Regions from separate parts of the Mus musculus genome. Here region 2 is linked to region 1. Evidence: chromatin contacts called from ENCODE POLR2A ChIA-PET data. All regions are on one chromosome and are shown on one strand. The core of a region is the stretch at or near the end of the contact, and the rest is flanking DNA. Distances in the headings are between cores, read along the strand shown. Region 1 holds the start of Rpl26 (ribosomal protein L26). Region 2 holds the start of Tmem107 (transmembrane protein 107).

The links. ChIA-PET counts read pairs that join two places held with the same protein, here RNA polymerase II (POLR2A).
Region 2: POLR2A ChIA-PET joins it to region 1 with 16 read pairs in embryonic stem cell. The contact joins the promoter of Tmem107 here to the promoter of Rpl26 in region 1. POLR2A ChIA-PET finds 5 or more read pairs at or near these places in 3 of 5 experiments (Patski and embryonic stem cell).

Annotation. Positions count from the first base shown.
Region 1 is chr11:68,898,547-68,904,310 of GRCm38, reverse strand. Rpl26 (ribosomal protein L26) reads right to left here and starts at 2,745. Exons shown (of 4, transcript NM_009080.2): 1 at 2,687-2,745; 2 at 1,869-2,041; 3 at 992-1,132. The coding sequence starts at 2,036.
Region 2 is chr11:69,066,739-69,072,149 of GRCm38, reverse strand. Tmem107 (transmembrane protein 107) reads right to left here and starts at 1,341. Exons shown (of 5, transcript NM_025838.2): 1 at 1,117-1,341; 2 at 859-926; 3 at 676-776. The coding sequence starts at 1,203.

The DNA.
Region 1 (5,764 bases), core at 1,496-3,995:
GGTCCCACTTTCCATTCCCTGAACCCAGGGTAGTAGATACCTAAATGTCTCTTTCTAAAATACAAATGATGATGCAGCTTTGGAGCAGAAGCTCAGAGTTTATCCAGCTAGTCTAATCTTATCACTTGCTGCACTAAGGACCAGAGACCAAGAACTGACCACTGCATTTTCCTTGAAAACTGAGCTAGTGGTGGAAAGCAAAAACCAAACCCAAAAACCACTACAATGTTACATACAGAAAATGTTCTTTCTGTTAAAGGTCCTGAGTTCAACTCCCAGTGACCACACGGTGGCTCACAACCATCTGTGATTGGATCAGATGCTCTCTTCTGGTAGTATCTGAAGAGAGCAACAGTGTACTCATGTACATTAAAAGACACCTTACATGGGGCGTGCATTGTGGCACAGGACTTTAATTTCAGCACCCAGGAGGCTGAGACAGGCAGACCTCTGAGTACCAGAAAAACAAAAACTCAGAGCTCACTAAGGTCATGTGCTGGGCTGGAGAGAGGGCCAACAGACCCACATCTTTGATCTACATGGGTTCCACACACACAGAAGCAACCATGACATGTACTATGTGGTGGGGAAGGGAAAGAAATCATGGTACAATTTTAATACTGATGTTGTCTGTCGGTCTTTTGGGTTTTCTGCAGTTTGAAAATTACATTTTTAGCACTAATTTAAGTCTGAGAACCCCCTTAAGTGGTTGCTGTGCACATTAAACAATCCAATCACAAATTTGGAATAACTGACATGAAAAGTATATATAGGACAGGTATATGTATTATGGGATGTTCTACTTTGGCTTATATAATCAGTTTATGGGATCACAACCTCAGCTCCAGGTTGCTTTTTACTGCCAATACCTTAAGCCCACTTCATAATGGTGTTATCAATGGCCTCACTGATCACAGGGGCCACTTGCAGGTGCCATGTAAACAGCAATCAAGCACCAAAGCTAGTGGTTTCCTCCTTCAAAAACACCCACCTTGCTGGGGTGGATGCCCACATGGACGGTTGTGCCATTAGCCTTCTCTCGCTGGACTCGTTCGATGTAGATGACGTACTTCTTCCTGTACACTTGGACCACCTTGCCAATCTGCTGGCCTTTGTAGTGTCCGCGAACAACCTGAGTGCAAGTGAAAAAAAAACTGAGCAAGGGCTAGAGTGTAACCCAGAGAACCAGAACTGCCGAATCATTCATACACTGTGCACCTCCAGCAGACCCACACGTCCCCTTTTTGGGGTGGGAATGGGGTTACTGGGACTCAAATCCAGGACCTGTATATACAAGGTAAGCACTATGTGAACAGTGAGCTAAATCCCCAACCTTTTCATCTTCACAGACTGGAAACAAACCAGGCCAATCACCTATAGCAAAGAAAGGCTTTCTAAATAACAGACAAATCAAGACTGTTGCCATCCTATAGCTGTTTTCAACCCATGTCGATCCTCCCAAAGAAGTGTTTCATTTTATTAAGTATTCTTAAAAAGTGTTAAGATGTGCCAGTCTCGAAGTGCACACCCTTTATCCTAGGGCTCTATCTTATCTCTTTTCCAGGTCAGCCAAGGGCTACCTACACAAAGAAACCCACCCTGCGTTCTTTTAAAGACTTCCAGAACTTACCAATCACTAGCTATAAATTACAGCTACAGATAATCTCTCCCCAATAGAGCTAATAGAACCCCACACAAAGACATTAGCAAACCGCTGAGGCAGGACCAAAAAGCACACTGCTTTCCAGTTCTTTTGATGCAAAGCAACCCTTTCATACATCAAATGCAGGTTTTCTCACCCCCCCCCGCGCCCCCCAAATAATCGTAAAATTCCATTCAGCTTCGCCTCGCCAAGCAAGGACACATACCTGAACTTCGTCATCCTTCCGAATGGGCATAGACCGAACGTTATACTTCTGTCTCAGCTCTTTGGAAAGAGGGGAAGACATGATCTTCCTCCGAATGTGAGAGGGCGCATTGAAATGCCGTTTGCGGTTCTTGCTTCGGTCAGAAGTCACGAAGGGATTGAACTTCATTTTGGCTTAAAAACAAACAAAAAAAACAAAAACAAAAACCAGAAGACCCTTTAACGTTTCAAGTCTCAACCAGTTCCCTAAACAGCATCAACTCCACTCTGAAAGCACACAACGTTCACTGGAAGGTATCATGCTCGGTTACTCCAGACCTTCCCATCTGAGGGTTTTTTCGTCTTTAAAGACTGAAAACAAGATGAAGACTCTGCCATTAGTAACACCTATCCTACTTTTAAACTTGACTTTCCAACTTCAGCATCCCGGGAGGGTCCTACACAGCGTCGGTCTTTACCTTCTCATTTACCGCTTCTGGTGCTCTGCATTTTGCCCCCCACTTGAGCATGGAAGCAAGGGCGGATCTCCAAGCCCTCCCAACTGGCGAGAGGGCAACCGCACGGCTGACCCGGGGCTTATGATTATTTAACTCCATCTCCATGGGCCCCGCCGGCCTTCGAGTCCACGAACCTGGTCCCCTTAACCCTCTCCAGCCCCGCGGGCCCTGGCTAGGAAAGACACGGACCGAGCCCGCCCCAGTTCGGCTCCCTGGCTGATGCCGGGCCAGCAAGGCCGTCTCGGGGCCTCGGGACAGAAAAGCCTCCTCGCCTCGCCGCGGATGGCTGCGGATTACCAGCGACAACCCGCCGAGAACTCACCGGCTGCGATCCACCGATGGCCGCAAAAGGAAAGAGAACTACACGCGACTTCCGGTTCTGTAAGTTGCCGCGAGATCTCGCGAGAGTCTCGGAGCGAAAGGGGAGAGGAGGTTGGGAGAAAAGAAGAAACTAGGAATGGGAGTTTAGCGACATCTAGCGGCTCGGAGGGGGACTGCGAGGGGTCCTGACGTCATCCCTCGGAGGTGTGCGTGGTAGGCTTAGTCCTCTGGGGAAGGCAGTGCTCCTGGGATGAAGAGGGTTGCTTAGGGACGGTAGGCCGGCGTGAGAGGACCTGGGGGACCTCACCCTTTCATTCCTGGGCTCCGGGCGAAGCGCAAGACCTACTTTTAGGCGCCGAGTGGCTCTGGGACCTTGGCCAGACGGTTACCTCGGTGACTTGACCCATAGGAGTTAGTTCTTATAATTAGCCCCAGCCGGCCGCCCCCACATCTGGGTAGACTACTCTGGGTCCTTCTGCGAAATTGAGACCATCCCTCACCTGGACGGAAATAGGTCTTGGCCCCCTGATGATGCCAAGTTGCCGGTTCAAATCACACTTAAACAAACAGACCCGAGGCCAGATCCCCCGGAGCTCCCGGGGACTGGACCACCAACAAAAGATTACAGGCTCCGGTCACAAACGGGGCAGAGGATGACCTTGTTGGACATTAGTGAGAGGGGCGGCCCTTGGGCCTGAGGGTGTTCCATGCCCCAGTGTAGGGGAATGCCAGGGCGGGAAGACGGGAGTGGGTGGATGGGTGGGGGAGGTAAGGACAGAGGGGATGGGATAGGGGAGTTCCGAAGGGGAGACCTGGAAAGGGGAAAACATTTGAAATGTAAATAAAGAAAATATCCAATTTAAAAAAAAAAAAAAGGAAAAGCCGGCATTGGTGGCGCCTGCCTTTAATCTCAGTACTTGGGAGGCGAGGCAGGCGGATATCTGAGTTCGAGGCCAGCCTGGTCTACAGAGTGAGTTCCAGGACAGCCAAGGCTACACAGAGAAACCCTGTCTCGAAAAACTGAAAACATGAAAAGAGAAAAAGAACGGAAGAAAGAAAGAACGGAAGAAAGAAAGAAAGAAAGAAAGAAAGAGAGAAAGAGAGAAAGAGAGAAAGAGAGAGAGAGAGAGAAAGAAAGAGAGAAAGAGAGAAAGAGAGAGAGAGAGAAAGAAAGAAAGAAAGAAAGAAAGGAAGAAAGAAAAGAAAGAGACACGGGGTGGGGGGACACTCTCATCGCAGACAGGTGTACCCTTTAAAACTATGACCTCAACCCCCTCCTGAGAGTTCTCGGTTCCAGATCTGATGGAGGTAGGTCAAGGGGATCCGATTCTCTGCAAATGGGTTCGGAGGCATCGGTTTCTGTAGATAATATAGCCGTCATGCTAACAGGAGGCACATACTGTCTTAAGATACAGGGAGCTTACGGAACACTAGGCAGGACACACTCTTCTATACCCTTTCACATCACTAACGTCTTTAGGCTGATGCAGGTGTACTGTCCTCAGTTTACAGAGTGGATAACTGAGGTACGGAGCAGTGACAGGAAGGTGCAAAGGGACACAGGACCTATGACTTCTAGAGAAGTTTAGAACCTATGAGGCTGGCTCTCCGGGTCCCCCTAGAAACGATATGACTCGATATCAGAGCTACACAGAGAAATCCTGTCTTGGGAAACTCGATATGACAGTTCCTACAAACTGTCAAGTTGAAGAGCGAGAAATCATACCTTTGAGGGTTCAAAATAGAGTCATCAGTATTCATGATTTTAAAATAGTGTGTTGTCAAATATTCTGTAAGAGAAAGAGCCCCAATTTTATATGTCACTGAAAAATTGAAAGCTGGGTTTGCTGGTGCACACCTTTAATTCCAACGTTTGGGAGGCAGAGGAAGGGGGGTGGTCTCTGAGTTTGAGGCCAGTCTGGTCTACAGAGTGAGTTTCAGGACAGTCGGGGCTACACAGAGAAACCCTGTCTTGAAAAACAAGAACAAAACCAAGACAAAAAAAGAAAGAAAGAAAAGATAAAGAAAAGGAAAAATTGAATAAAACCTGCAGCAGTTCTATTCAATAAATGCTTGTGGTGTGTCCTTCATAAGCTAGCCTAGAATACCGGGGTGACAAAATAATTCCCGGTTTGTGCTTGCAGGAAGTCATGGTCCAAGAGGGGAGACAGGCACGGGAAGCAGCAATTTGGGATCACAGGAAGCTTGAACCCGCTGTCTTTAGCTTTGGGGTCAGGGAGGTGTGTGCAGTGAGGTAGGTCACCCTTGGGTGAGGTTTGAAGAATGTTACACTTAGCTCCTCGAGGCAGTGGGGTAGCTTGAGGACAGGCAAGTGGCATTTTCCGGGAACTAAGTTCTGTGCCATTTAGAGGGAAGCCCAGAGGTCACAGGGCGATAGGAGCTGCCCATGCCTCCTGCCCTCTGTGCTTTTCTTCCTCCTTTCAGACTCATCAGCTTACTTTCAGGGAAAGCATTTTTAGTTTCCTTAACAATCTCCCCTCCACCAGGACCCCCCTCATTCTCTGGGGACACCCTGCCCTGACTAGCGCCGCCTTGGTTCCCCCATCAGCAGATTCTGACTCATCAGAATGAAGCCTTTAGGTCAGGGTTGGGACAGCACAGCCACTTCATACAGCGATAAGATTGTTAAATTACAGTGATACAAATTGCCTGTAGTCTAGTTATGGTCTGCTTATCTCGCCAGTGTCTGTTGGATGTCTGGCTCACGCCCTTCCTCTCTGCCTTCTAACCTGACCGAAAGAGACCCTTTATTTATTTTAGTTTCCCAAGACAGGATTTCTCTGTGTAGCTCTGTCTGTCCTAGAACTCACTCTATAGACCAGGCTGGCCCACAGAGCTCTGCCTGCCTCTGCCTCCCAAGAGCTGGGTTCAAAGGTGTGCGCCACCACCTGGCTGAAAGGGATCCCTGTCAGAGCATTCTGAAGCAGGTCTTGGTAAAGCTAAGCTGCATCAAAGCAGGGATTCCTCTCCACTCCCAATTTCACATTTAATTGAACTATACATGTATAGGTGTGCATGATACAAGCTTTAATTTACTTTTTATGTAGTGCTTATCTTA
Region 2 (5,411 bases), core at 92-2,591, 170 kb before region 1:
ATTTCTCCAGTGCCCTGGTCTTCCTTGTCCACAATTCAAGAGTAAAGAGCTACCTTTTTAAAAACACAAACAAACAAACAAAACAAAACAAGCCAGGCAGTGGTGGTGCATGCCTTTAATCCAGCACTTGGGAGGCAGAGGCAGGTGGATTTCGGAGTTCGAGGCCAGCCTGGTCTACTGAGTTCCAGGACAGCCTAGGTCTACATAGAGAAACCCTGTCTTAGATAACCTAAATATATAAGTAAAATAAGATTTAAAAAAACCCAAAAAATTCACCTGCCCCTGCCTCCCGTGCACTAGGATTAAAGGCTTGCAGAACCACACCTGGGCTCTATTTTCTTGGTCCCTTCTGAGTTCCCATAGTGCTTTGTATTTTACACACACCTACAAGCATACTGTTTAATCACACTGATTTACAGATGTTTGTCTGCCACCTCTTCAAACGGGATAAAATGATTTTACTCCCATCCAGGGATCGCCAGAACCTGGCTCACATCCGGATTTAACGAATGTTTGAAGTCTATTAATTCCCCAACAGTGTCTAAAACCTCTCACCTAGAGAGAGATTCGGTTTACCATGTAGAGCAGACACTTGTGCCCCAAAGGCCTACAGAGGTGGAAAGAGTGGTAACTGGGATGAGTCACCTGAGGACGATGGCCAAATAAAAAGGATACAGAGGAGGCTCTGGGTGCTATTGAACATGGAGACTCCTGAGAGGAAGCCAGCCAGCTCCACTGCAAAGAGGCCCAGGGTGAGACAGAGCGCGGCTACCAGCCTGCAGAGAGAAAAGGGCTTGGACCAAGGTTTCTGGATTCTGTTGAAGACCCCTGCACTCTCACCCCGCCCCAAGAGCTCACTGGTTGTCCTGCTTTTCGTATTCCTCCGGGGTGAATTTGAGAGGCAGGCAAGCCTGGATGTTGCTTTCCTGGCGAGCCGGGCAGAAAGAAAGAAATGTCAAAAGAGGAATGGGGCTGCGGGGACAAGTTGGGAAGGGGCCGGGGAACGGAGCAACGAACGGACCCTGTGTGAGTGGACTGAGCTGAGCTGGGTCCACTCCAAGATGAGAATGGGAGGGCCAGGAGGGCACGCGCACGCGCGCCCTGTCCGCGTCTTACCCGGGACCAGAACAACGTGATGACAACCACCAGATGAGCCAAGAGCGTCAGGAACCGAGAGGGCACGAGCCCGGAGATCCGACCCATGGCCTCGGGGGCCTCGAGTGGAGGCCGTGGGTTTTGAGGTTGGAAGTCTGGGGTGGGTCACTCATCAAGTCTCCCTGAGCAAGCAGGCCAGACCTCTCTACTTAAGTGTCCTTCCCGCGCGCTCGGGCGCCGCCCGGCTGCCATGGTAACTGCGTCCGCAAGCGCCACGCTGCTGCTTTCGGAAGTCTCGCGATAGTGCTGCTCCCTCTACCAACGTCTATAGGCGCGGTACGTGAGCCGTTGATGGACCCAAGAGGATGCAGCCAGAACCACCAAATCCTCCCTTCTCCTGTGCTTCCCACTCACTGCCTTGGGCGCTAGGAGTCGAGGGGACGAACGAGGAGAGGCTGATGCACCGAGCTTGTCCCAGGGTCAGGCTAAGTCCCCTAGCCCCTGGTTGTCAGAGGACTCCCCCTTCCGCCCTAGAGCAAAACTTTGCCGAAGAATGACTCTAATTTCTTCCTAAATAACTTGTCTCCGTGTCATGAGAGATTTGCCGAGTGCAGAAATGAGCAGCCTTGGGATGGTTAAAATTGGATGTGGGTGAGGTGACTGCCTCGGGAACCGAGGGGATCTGAAAGGGTGAAGAATGGAGCGGGGGACTGGAACTGCTTGCGCTTAGCCTAGGCTGGGACGCTGACCCACCACCGATTTCACTCTTGCTCTGAGTTGTTAGGCCCCGGACATTGCTCAGTTACAGACCAAGAACCTCTTCTTAGGGTGATGTGACCGATTTGGGGCTTCGGATGAAATCCCTGCAGATCGGAGAATCGGAAAGTTCTCAGCACTTTCCAGTTCACAATCAAGTCCCATGTCAATGGACCTCCCATCCCACTTGCACTCTCTGGTCCCTCCATTCCTTTTTCTTTGTGCCTCTAAACCAGCCCAAAAGACAAGGCTCAGGACCAGAGGGATTTCATCTATTCAACAAATATTTGATGTCTCCCAGATGCCAGGCACTGTGCCCCAAATCTGAGAGTACCTCGATAAAGTCCCTCCAGGTTATATTCTAGGTGGGGAGATTGATAACAGCCAAAACAAGAACAAAACCCAGCGAGGTAATGCGTGCTATAATTTTTTTAAATTAAAAGATAATACTAGAATAATATCAAAGGGAAGCTTTGAAAATAGATACTTCTTAAATTTTTGTTTCAAGGAATTGGCAGAGAGAGAGAGGAAGGAGGTGGAGGAGGAGGAGGAGGAGGAGGAGGAGGAAGAAGAAGAAGAAGAAGAAGAAGAAGAAGAAGAAATGATTCTGTCTCCCTAAAGTAATACATGGGGTTCCCTTTCCTAAGCCAGTTAAAGGTCATGAAAGACAGACTGGAGGTCTTCTAAATGAACGGGGGGTAGGGGGGTGTCTAACTGAACCTGAGATCCCAAACCAGGCAAAAGAATTGCCCCCCCCTCGCCCCCTTTTATTATAAAAGACTGAGGTGAGATGCTTGGCAAGTTTTGTATAGGGTTTGTAACTTAAACAACAGCATTGTAATCATGTAATTTCCTGATTTTTTTTTTCAGTATTGGAGATAAGCTCCAGGCCTCTTACATATAGGTAGGTAAGCACCCTCCACTGAGCCATCCTCCCATCTTCCCTTCTGAGACCCTATAGTATTATCAACGCAGAGAATGGCATTCTAAAACACAAAGAATAATCTATAGCATTGAATGTCCTTATATATTCAGCTCCTACTTATTGAAGCTTCTGCCTGTGGGCTGCACTGGGGATCAAACACAGGGTATGGACCACGCTAAATGATTACTTTACTACTGAGCTCCACTCAAGCTCCTATATGGTGAAACTATAACTTTTTCATATAAAATTGAGTCTTAAGCTGGATAGGGGGAAACACCTATAGTCCCAGCATTTGGGAGGTGGGGGAAAGAGGTTTAGAAATTCAAGGTCATGCTAGGTTATATAGTCAGCTCAATAAAAGGAAAAAACTAAAATGTCTCTACAAAAAAAAATGTAGAAATGGCTTAGTGATTAATCCTTGCACCAGGTGTTAATCCTAGCACTCAGGAGGCAGAGGCAGACAGATCTCTGTGAGTTCAAGGCCAGCCTGGTCTACAAAGCAGGACAGCCAAGGCTACACAGAAACCCTCTGTTGAAAGAAAGAGCACAGAATACTCTTGTTAAATTCAGTTCCCAGCACTCGTATGGTGCTGCTTACAACTTCTTGTATCTCCAGATCCAGTGCCCTCTTCTGGAAACTACACACACACACACACACACACACACACTCAACACACACATGCACACACACTCACACATACACTCATACTCACACTTAACACACCACACACAATCACACTCAACACACACATACACACACACAAACACACACAAGGACTCACACTCAATGCACATACACAATATTTAAAATAAATCTCCAGGCATGGTGGTACACAGCTTCAGTCCTAGCACTCAGGAGGCAGAGGCAGACAGGTCTGTAGGGTACACAGTGAAATCCTGTCTCAAAAAAGTCTTTAAAAATAAGACTGTTAATTATTTTAATTAAGGTACCTCAAGATAGCCATTTTTGTTTGGTTGGGTTTTTTTTTTTTTGCTTTGTTTTGTTTTGTTTTGTTTTGTTTTTGAGACAGTGTCTCACTATGTACTGCCAGCTTTCCTAGAATTCACATTTGTAGATCAGGCTGGCCCCCGAACTCACAGAGACCCTCCTGCCTCTGTTTTCAGAGTGTTGGGGTCAAAAGTGTTCATCACCACTTATAACTACATTTATTTACTACTACTACTTCTTCTTCTTCTTCTTCTTCTTCTTCTTCTTCTTCTTCTTCTTCTCCTTCTTCTTCTTCTTCTTCTTCTTCTTCTTCTTCTTCTTCTTTGTTTTCTAATGAGAGGTGAGTTTTTTGTATTCTCCATCACAGAAGTTAGGATGCTATAAAATGTACCAACTCACTTAGGGCACAGACAAGATGAAAGCACGGAACAGTGTCTTCTCCCTGCCTGTGATTTTTGAAGCTGTGTTGGGTGAGGGTGTAGCTGGCAACTATCTCCAGGCAGAAGAAGCTGTATCATAAACTAAGGGTGAGGAAAGGCTAGGACATGCGGACATGCGTTGGAGGATTTCCAAAGATCCAAGAGCAGGAGTCAGCCCTGCGGGGAGATCTGTGGAAACAGCGTTCCAGACAAGGGAGGAGCCAGGGCTAGATAAGCTGTGTGTGTTTGCCAGACAGAAAGGAAGCCAGGGACTCTGAAGCTTAAGGAAGCAGGAGGAGAGATCAGACCGATGTTGGAGAAGTGGATGAGAGCTTAGCTTTCTCAGCTTCTACAGATATGACCAGAGGCATAGTCAGATTTGTGTTCTCTGCAACATGGAAAACATTTTAAGTAGAAGATGAATGAGGAAGATGTGAAAGAAACATGTGATAGATTGGGGCTTGAGTCAGGATGGAATCGAGCAGGTGGATTGGAGTAAGACAATTAAGAGATCAAGAAATACTGAATTTTTTTTTTTTTAAAGACAGGGTCTCACACTGTAGCTCTGTCTAGCCTGAAGTTCACTGTGTGCTGTAGAATGGCCTACTCTTGGTAGTTTTCCTGTCTCAGCCTCTCAAGTTCTGGGATCTCTGGAATGTGCCCTGACGCCTCTCTATGAGAGAAATTTAGAGGAAAAAGGTCTGGGCCTGGCTGTGGGATCCAGGTTCTAGCGTCTGGATGTTTGGGTTTTTCTGATTATAGTAGGCTTCCAGCCTAAGGGGCCTACTCGATGGTAGAAACTAGGTAGTCACACTTCATGTTATACGGTAATGAGACGAAGTGAGCTTTGTACAACTGTCCTCACTTTTTCCACGACCTTGGTTCTCAGAAGCCTGCCCTAGAAAAGCTGTTTCTGAGTTTCAGTGCCACCCTGTGGCCGTAGGTGGCACTACAGGAGCCCGGTGTTCTTCAATTGGCTTCTCCTAGAAAGAAGAGGGAGGGAGGGAGATAAGTCTAGGATTATAAAAACAGAAATCAAGAAAAGTCACCCCAAATATTATCTGAGAGTTCAAATTGCCTCTGTTAGGAGGGAACAAAAGAGTCTACATCACTGAATGTGGGGCACTGCCAGGGCCTGGGGAATTGTTTCCTCAGACAGTTACTTGTGGAGTTTGGGTACAGGCATTCCATTCAACGCATGCTGGCGGTGTGTTGGCGACACATGTCGGGCACCAGCTTCACCCTGGGTTTAGTGGGTTGATCCCCA